Regions from separate parts of the Homo sapiens genome. Here region 2 is linked to region 1. A link is a contact called in ENCODE Hi-C or POLR2A ChIA-PET data. All regions are on one chromosome and are shown on one strand. Each heading gives the region's core, a stretch centred on a gene start or an enhancer-like site at or near the end of the contact. The rest is flanking DNA. Distances are from core to core; before and after follow the strand shown.

Region 1 (4,441 bases), core at 315-2,814:
TCCCCACTGTGGTCTTCACAAACTACAACTCAGCACCTATTTCAAGTGCATTTAAATATTCAAACAACTGAAACTAAGAGAAAAAAACTTTCGAAAGGGAAAATAACTTGTCTGTCCCCTTCAATGTTCACCTTGGAGTTGCTCTCATCTCTAGAAAAAGGCCTCACGCATACTGTTTATACTTACAAACTCCACTGCCCTGTCAAGGAAAACCTTCCTGTTTTCTCAGTTATCCAAAACTTCAAACTTCCAATTTACTATTAAGACAAGTTATTGGGCATCCACTTAGAGAATCTCAAACGAAAGCCAGATAGGAGGTAGTTTTCTACAGCTAGGTTTCTCAAGTTTCATCTCAGCCAAGTTTTAAGAACGTTTTACGTAAAAATAAGGGGAAAAGCAAAATTACATTCGCATGAAGTTTCGACGCACAACGGCACTGAAACGGAAAGACTCTTCACGTTCCCAAGCGCACCCTGAGAGGCAGGTGCAGCAGCTTTCCGATGGCTTCTCTGCCGCCCATGTATCCCAGCCCCAAGACCAACACAGGCAATCTTCACATCTGACTTTATTTTTTTAACTCCTTCAGATCCACCTCTGCTCAAGTCTATCAACAGGAAAACAGGAGCGTTCCAAACACACACCGAGCAACAGGATCCCAACTTCCTGGTTCTAAAGGAATGCGATGCCCTGATGACCCGTCCCGCCCCGCACCCGCACGGCCGCCTATCCGGGCTCCGGCGGGACCGAGGAGCGAGTGGCAAGGCTGGCGCCGCACTGCGGGTGCCGGCGCCCGCCCGGCCTGGGGGCGCTCGCGGCCCGCGACCCCGGCCCCGCCCAGGCCCTGCCCGACCCCCGTCCTCGCCGGCCTTCGCCCAACCCCGGCCTCCCGACCCTGACCCCGGCCCGGTCTTCCGGGCACCCAGCTCCGTCGACTCCCGCCTCGCCTCAACGGGTCCTCCTAAGCCCCGGCCCCGGCCTTCCCCTGCCCCGGCCTCGGCCATCCTCAGCCCCAGTTTTCCCCTGCCCCGGCCCCGGTCCTCCTCAGCCCCGGCTTTTTCCTGGCCCTGACCCCGGTCCTCCTCAGCCCTGGCCCTTCCCGTGCCCTAGCCCCGGTCCTCCTCAACCCGGCCCCGGCCTTCCCCTGCCCCGGCCCCGGCCCCGGCCCAGGCCCGGCCCTGCCCGCCGCGGCCGCGTCCTCCGGGAAGATGGCGGCGCAGTGACAGGCGGCGCGGCGCGGGTCCGAGCTGGGCCGGGAGGGACGGCCCGCCGCGGCCCAGGGTGCCTCACCTGTCAGCGCCGCCGCCCCGCCCGACCGGCCGCCCGCGGGCTCCTCGCCTCAACCCCGGGGCCCGGCGGCCGCGCCACACGCGGGGACGGCGAGGAGAGAGACGGCAGGGAGAGGCGGCGCGGCCGGGCCGGGCCGGGCCGGAGGTAGGGGAGAGGGCGGGCGCGAGCTGGCGGCGGCGGCGGCGGCGGATTCTTCCCCTTTCGGGCCCGAAAATGTCTCAACCCCGGGACTCCAGATCCCCAACGCTCCTTCCCGTTCGCATGAGAACACACAGCTCCCACTTCCGGGGCCCTGCGGAAGTCCCGCCCCCGCGCGGACCCGCGCCTCGCGCCCTGAACTCGCGCACTCACCCGCCGGTCCCGCGGACTGGCGCTCAGCCCCGGGAGAGCCTCACGTCATGGTGTTGCGGCGCGCTGATTGGGCGCACCCGACGCTCGGCCCGCCCCGCCGCCTTCTTGGCCTCTCCGCGCGTACACCCTGCTCGCGGCCTTGCGATTGGCGCGTGCGCGCACATCGCCCCGCCCCGCGCACGCCGCACGTCCGCCCCGCCCGCCCCGCCCGCCCCGCCCGCCGTCCCCGGCGCGACCGGAGCGCCTGACGCTGGGGGGCCGTGTGGGCCCTGACTTCCGGAGGGCTGGGCCCTGGTCCTCCGCCACCGCGTGCGCCCCTTAAAGACCCCTGCCCGCCGCCCAGGACGGATGGCGACCCCGGCCCTAGCCTGTCCCCAGACCCTGGACCAAGGCCCCGGCCCTGCCCCGAACCCCTCATCCCACCCCCAGGACCCAGGCCCCGACCCTGGCCACCCAGGACACGCCCTGGCCCTTCCCCGAACTCCCACCCCACAGCTGGGATCAAGGTCCCGGCCCTGCCCGGAACACCTCACCCCACACCCGGGACCCAGGCCCCGGCCCTGCCCCGAACTCCCACCCCACACCCGGGACCAAGGCCCCGGCCCTGCCCCGAACCCCTCACCCCACCCCCGGGACCAAGGCCCCGGCCCTGCCCAGAACTCCCACCCCACACCCGGGACCAAGGCCCCGGCCCTGCCCAGAACTCCCACCCCACACCCGGGACCAAGGCCCCGGCCCTGCCCCGAAGGCCCCACCGGGGACCCAGGCCCCGGCCCTGCCCCAAACTCCCACCCCACACCCGGGACCAAGGCCCCGGCCCTGCCCCGAACGCCCCACCCGGGACCCAGGCCCCGGCCCTGCCCCAAACTCCCACCCCACACCCGGGACCAAGGCCCCGGCACTGCCCCGAACGCCCCACCAGGGACCCAGGCCCCAGCCCTGTCCCGAACTCCCGCCCCACACCTGAGACGAAGGTCCCGGCCCCGAAGTCCCAACCCCACACCCGGGACCAAGGCCCCGGCACTGCCCCGAACCCCCGCCCCACACCCCTAACCAAGGCCTCGGCTCAGCCCCGGAATCCCCAACCCCACACCTGGGATCAAGGCCCCGGCCCTTCCCCAAACCCCCAACCCACACCCGGGACCAAAAGGCCCCGGCCCCACGTTTCCTAGAGGCGCTGGGTTCGGGCCCACGTTGCAACGAGTCAGATGCTCTTGGTAGCTCAGGGAGGTGTTCACACTCCTGCCGTTTCCGTGAGGATGGTGACGACTCCGAACTATAGCAGCATACTCTACCTACCCCTGATCAGTTTATGGAAGAAAAGGAAACCAAACAAAGTATGTTGCGTTTCCCTTAAGCTTGCTGCCTGATTTTCTGGTTTCTGCTCTGATTGGCTACATATACACATATTATCAATTATTCCAAATTTTAGGTTTGTTCCCCCATTAAAACGGCTTTTCAGGGATACCATATTCATGGTTAACCGTGTACCTGTGCTTACAACTGCTTTTTTAATTTTGTTTTTTGATACAGGGTCTTGCTCTATGCAGGTCTGCACTCTGAGCTCAGAGTGCTGTCTCGGGCCCCCAAAATCTGGGATTAGAGATGGGAGCCGGTGTACCCAGCCTGTGCTTATAATTTTTCGTACTCAGCGTTCAAATGCTGACAATTCTGCATTTTGGAAGAAAGCCTCTCCGGCTTCCCATAGTGGGTAGACTGTTGACATCAAGGTTGGGTGCCTTCTTTGTGAAACCTTGTTGCATCCTAGCTTTAAGGGAATTTGCAAGTTAAATAATTATATTCATAGTAATGTTTTTAAAGAACATTTAACGACATAAGACACATTTCCTTTAATATTAAAAGCATGTACATATTTCAGAAAACTTGCTTACCTGGACAACCTGCCCTGACCAGTAGGCCATAGTGTCCTTGCTTAGGTGCCTGGTTCCTTTACCTCCACGGATAACCTACAGGAGCTTACTCTTGGTTCATAACATTGCTAGGGCCATTGATGTGGTATAAGTCTAGGAATTCTGCCCCAAAATTGGTAGGTTAAACTTTTTTTTTTTTTTGAGACTGACTCTCCCTCTGTCACCCCGGCTGGAGTGCCGTGGCATAATCTCGGCTCACTGCAACCTCAGTCTCCCGGGTTCAAGTGATTCTCCTGCCTCAGCCTCCGGAGTAGCTGAGACTACAGCCGCATGCCACCACGCCCAGCTAATTTTTTGTATTTTTAGTAGAGATGGGGTTTCACCGTGTTAGCCAGAATGGTCTTGATCTCCTGACCTCGTGATCCGCCTGCCTCAGCCTCCCTAAGTGCTGGGATTACAGGCGTGAGCCACCGTTCCCGGCTGGTAGGTTAAACTTCAATCTTTTTTGTCTATGTCTACATTCCAGCAGACATCTATGTCTTACCTATTACAAAAGAAAGTAATGGGATGGGTTCAGTGGCTCATGCCTGTAATCCCAGCACTTTAGGAGGCCAAGGCAGGCAGATCGCCCAAGGCCAAGAGTTCAAGACCAGTCTGGGCAATATGTCAAAGCCCCATTTCTTTAAAAAATTATACAAAAGTAGCCGGGCATGTGGTGCATGGCTGTGGTTCCAGCTACTCAGGAGGCTGAGGTGGGAGGATCGCTTGAGGTTGAGGCTGCAGTGAGCTGTGATTGTGCCACCGCATTCCAGCCTGGGTGACAGAGCGAGACCCTGTCTCAAAAAAAGAAAAAGAAAAAAACTAAAACTAAAAGAATTCCATCTCTTCTTTCTCTTCGTATTGTGTAATCCTTTCCAACAATCAGAACTGGG
Region 2 (4,156 bases), core at 910-3,409, 5.0 Mb after region 1:
GAAGCTGTCAGATGGAGGCAGCTGAGACATTAGAAGCCAGGGGCCAGGTCTTCAAAACACACACATCCTTGGCACAGATGGAAAACCTAGAGGATTCAGGGGTCTGGCAGGCAGGAAAACAGCTTTGACCGGCAACCTCTGTGCCTTCTGTGAGGACCCTGGGAGAAATAATAAGGGGAAAATGATTGTAACGAACGTGTACCTAGAGGAGAGGGTGCCTGGGAGACAAAGCAGCTTATAAGCTAGTTCACAGGATAGCAGTGAATTGGAGCAGAGCTAAGAAAACCCACAGACAACCCTCAACACATAACGAAGTCTATTCCCCTGCCCCAGTGGGGAAGATGTACTTCCCTATGTTCCTAAAGATGTTCACGCCCTCTAACGAACCTGACCTAGTGAGTACTAAAATCAGTGTCAATCTAACAAACGAAATGCAATTGGCTTGTGTGATGGTGGAGCAGAGTATCTCTGACTGTGGTGGTTATGCAAGGCTGCACGTATGTGATACAACTGCACTGTGCTCTACACACACGAGCGCGTGTATAACTCAGGAATTCTGGATATTGATTGGAGCAATGCCACTTGAAACAATGCATTGGTGCAGAAGTAACTTAGCTAAATGTCCCCAGAACATCGCATCCGGAGGCTATCTGTATAGTGCACACACTTCATTGTTTGGTAACATTCTCTTTGGTTATATTCTACACTATTCCGTGCTCTAGAAAGGGAGGTGACTGCCCCGACCAGTTAACCCACAAGGGCAGGAACGAGGGACTCTGCAGGTCATCTGCGTTATAAGGGAAAGTTGGGCAGGAGGTCCCTGCCGCTGAGCAGGCCTGGGGTGAGAACTAGGAGCTGAGAACAGCTACGGTGTCCAAGGGGACGGAGAAGCACAGGGAACTCGCTACGACTCTGCGAGTAGAGGGGAGGCGGGGTGTCTTTCCGCTCCACACCTACCAGTCGGCCTTCTTCAGGCAGTCGACCGCTGCCCCCCGGCCCAGCAGGTAGCGCACGCAGTCTCGGTGGCCCATGGAGGCCGCCTCGTGCAGAGGCCGCTTGTAGTCTCGGTTGGTGGCCTCGATGTCCATGCCCCAGGCCTCGGCCAGATAGGCCAGCACGTCCCGATGCCCGTGGCGCGCGGCGCAGTGCAGGAGGGTATCCCCGGCCGGCCCCGGGCAGCCCCCGGCCGCCTGCAGCTCCTCCTTCAGGGCGCGCAGCCGGCCCTCCTGCACCAGCCTGCAGAGGCGCCGCGGGTCCCCGGGCTGGGCCATCGCCGCGGGTCGGGCCGGGCTGCGCGGGGAGGCGGCGGGCGGGACACCGGCGGCCGGGCAGGGAGAAGCCGAGGGCGAGTGGGACTTTCCGCCTCTTCACGCAACCTGCCCCGCGCGCCCCGAACCCGGCAGAACCGCCCCTCACGCCCCCGGCTTTGTCCCCGGCAGAGCCGCCTCCTCAAACCCCCGGCCTAGTCCGCAGGCGGGCTGCCCCCTCACAGCCCCGGCCTGCCCCGCGTGGGAGAAGCCGCGGTTCCGGGCACGGGGCGGTTTTTCCTCAGGGACGGAGCGGTCCGGGATGAGCACGGAGGGGCCTGGGGATCCGAGAGCGCTGGCGTCCGCCGTCCTGGAGCTGCAGCGGCCCGTACGTGATTCGGGACTGAACACGTAAGGGAGTGGGGCGCGCCGCTACACCGCAAAGCCCCAAAGTGGAGGGTCCGGGAGGGCGCGCACAGCCTCGCCCGGCGCCGTGCAGGGTGGCTCCTGAGGCAGCCAGGCCCAAGCGTGACCTGCCCCGCACGCGTCCTCAGGGCCGCCCCAGCCTCCAGCCCCTGGGGGCCGGCGTTCCTGGGCTCCGCCCCCGTCCCCGCCCCTCGACCGCCGCTGCTCCGCGGGGACTCGGGGAGCTCGAAGGAACTCTGGGAAAGTTTCCCGCTCCGCCCCGGCCCGAGCGGAAGCGCGGATGGGGCGTGGCCCGGTAGCTGTGGCCGCGCCCCCACCGATTGCGCATTTCGATTGGCGTTAGTGGCCGTCCGTCAGCACGCCCCCTCCGGTCTCGCGTCCCGATTGGTCGCGGGGGCCGTCAGTCCGGCTCCGGCGGCGGGCGCTTCCCGGGGCTGCGGCGGGGCGGAGCTCGCGGAGGAAGTCGGCGGGCGTCTCGGGCTCCAGGTCCCGGCCAGAGGAGGAGCTCGCTGCCGGGGGACGCTGGGCTGAGCGGCCGGCGGCGCGGGCCCGGCGGCGGCGGCAGCGGGGTCCGGGTCCGGAGCGCCACAGTGCGTGAGGCCGCAGACGTGGCAGGGAGTGTGGGAGGGGCTCCGCCGTGTGGAAAACTTAACCTCCGGGGTCCTGCGCGGGGGGTCCGGGCCCGGGGTGGGGCAGCGGGGGCCCCGGGGGCGCGAGGCTGGGCTCGGGCAAGCGCGGGCGTGGGGGCTCGGCCGTCCGGGCCGTGGGCAGGTGGAGGGCGCGGCGGGGGTGCGCGGGGGAGGCCAGGGCGCTCACTGAACTCGGTCGGGAGCGGCCCCCGCGCTGCCCCCCGAGGCCAGGAAGGCGCAGCGTGTGGGTCCTCGGGGCTGAAGGGGCAAGCGCGGGGACGTGGCCTCGGCTGCTAGGAGGCCAGGCTTTCCCGTCTACTCTGACGTTTTGACCTTGGGCAAGTCATTTTTCGCTGCCCTCTGCCCCTGTGTCATCGGTAGCTTCTCTGCCCCTCCTCTGAGCATGGGAAGCCTAAGGCGATGTGGGAGGCCTGGCGCTGGTGGAGGGCACGGCGAGAGCTGGGCAGGCTGTGGGTGATGGAAGAGATCAGTAGGTGTTGGGTTCCTTACCCGATCTGATTAGGTGCCAGTCACTTAACCTCTCCATGTTTTCGATTCCTTTAGGGAGTAGAATGGGAGTAGCTCCTATTTGCCAGGCCTAAAAACGAGTGCCGTTTACATTTTTTATTGCAGTCTGTGGTCCGAAGACAACCCTATGAGGCATCAGTAGGGTTTTACAGGTGGGGAAGTGGAGGCCTAACCAAGTCAGTGACTTTCTTACAGAATTACAGGTAATAAAGTCTTCTGGAAGGCAGGATGGTAGCATGTGTTGAGTGTCCGCCAGCGTCTGCCGCTGTGGTAAAATGAGCGGAGATAAATGAAAAGACTTCTGGAATGGGCCCATGAAGATAAGTCCGTTTTACTCATGAGCAGATTGAGTTTGGTTAAGGTAACAGTGATGTGGATAGCCTCTGGAGACAGAACTAGTCCAAGTACCAGCTTTGCTCAGGTTATTGTTCTGTCGTGCCTTGTCACTCCAGCAAAAGAAAAAAAGGAAGGCATAAAAGTTGTTTGAAATGCACAAAAGTGTAGGGCGTGCCAAGCAGTGTTCTGCTGCCGTTGAAGTTAGTGCAAATTGGAAGTTGAGGCATCTGGTAGCTTCATGCTTTTTGCTTTTACCCCTGCCCCTCTCCCAGTTTCAGATGACTATCTTCTCTTGCATTATGTCTCTAGTTTCCCTGTTTTTTAAACATAATTGGGACACACGGGTTCACAGTAGGTTGGAATATATATATATATTTTGAGACAGAGTCTCGCTCTGTTGCTCCGGGTGGAGTGCAGTGGCACGATCTCGGCTCACTGCAACCTCCCCCTCCCGGGTTCAAGCAATTCTCCTGCCTCAGCCTCCCGAGTAGCTGGGATTACAGGCGTGTGCCACCATGCTCGGCTAATTTTTTTGTATTTTTAGTAGAGACGGGGTTTCACCATGTTGGCCAGGCTGGTCTTTAAACTCCTGGCCTCAAGTAATTCACCCAGCTCGGCCTCCCAAATGCTGGGATTACAGGCGTGAGCCACCGTGCCTAGCCAGGTTGGAATATTTGAACCCAGGATAATTGGTTACTTCATTGGTGTTGCACATTCGATTCTGCCTCTTGTGTCTTCTCTATGAACCTTCTTTGCTCTGTATCCCCCTTTGGATAACTAAATGATAATGTATGTGAATCTGTCCCGCAGCTCCTGTGATTTTCTGGGCAAAAGCTTGGTCTAGAGGGGCGGGATCTGAACAGTAAGCTAATGGATGGAGCTGTTTCCTGGGTCTTGCTGTTTTCCGGTTGGGCTGCTCATTTCTTTCGTGCAGACTTTTGGAGGTTGTGGTCTGGCCTTTACAGTCACGTCACATGTAGTCGTCATTGG

Evidence for each region. A loop is a pair of places that touch in the nucleus more often than their neighbours do. ChIA-PET counts read pairs that join two places held with the same protein, here RNA polymerase II (POLR2A). Pooled maps may share reads with other maps.
Region 2: a loop to region 1 is called in a pooled map, with 13 times the contacts of the local background. The contact joins the promoter of FBH1 here to the promoter of LARP4B in region 1. A Hi-C loop is called at or near these places in 8 of 50 pooled maps. POLR2A ChIA-PET finds 5 or more read pairs at or near these places in 2 of 52 experiments (IMR-90 and MCF 10A).

The regions. Positions count from the first base shown.
Region 1 is chr10:930,141-934,581 of GRCh38, forward strand. It overlaps LARP4B (La ribonucleoprotein 4B), which reads right to left and starts at 1,565. Exons shown (of 18, transcript NM_015155.3): 1 at 1,288-1,565. LOC124902363 (keratinocyte proline-rich protein-like) reads left to right here and starts at 1,851. Exons shown (of 2, transcript XM_047426111.1): 1 at 1,851-2,975. The coding sequence starts at 1,987. The coding sequence ends at 2,691. It overlaps LARP4B-DT (LARP4B divergent transcript), which reads left to right and starts at 2,886. Exons shown (of 3, transcript NR_120629.1): 1 at 2,886-2,975. RefSeq lists silencers at 756-885, 976-1,055, 1,086-1,195, 1,266-1,975, 2,056-2,145.
Region 2 is chr10:5,888,084-5,892,239 of GRCh38, forward strand. It overlaps FBH1 (F-box DNA helicase 1), which reads left to right and starts at 2,160. Exons shown (of 21, transcript NM_178150.3): 1 at 2,160-2,263. The coding sequence starts at 2,263. ANKRD16 (ankyrin repeat domain 16) reads right to left here and starts at 1,810. Exons shown (of 8, transcript NM_019046.3): 1 at 958-1,810. The coding sequence starts at 1,271. RefSeq lists silencers at 1,093-1,372, 1,383-1,492, 1,633-2,352, 2,543-2,592.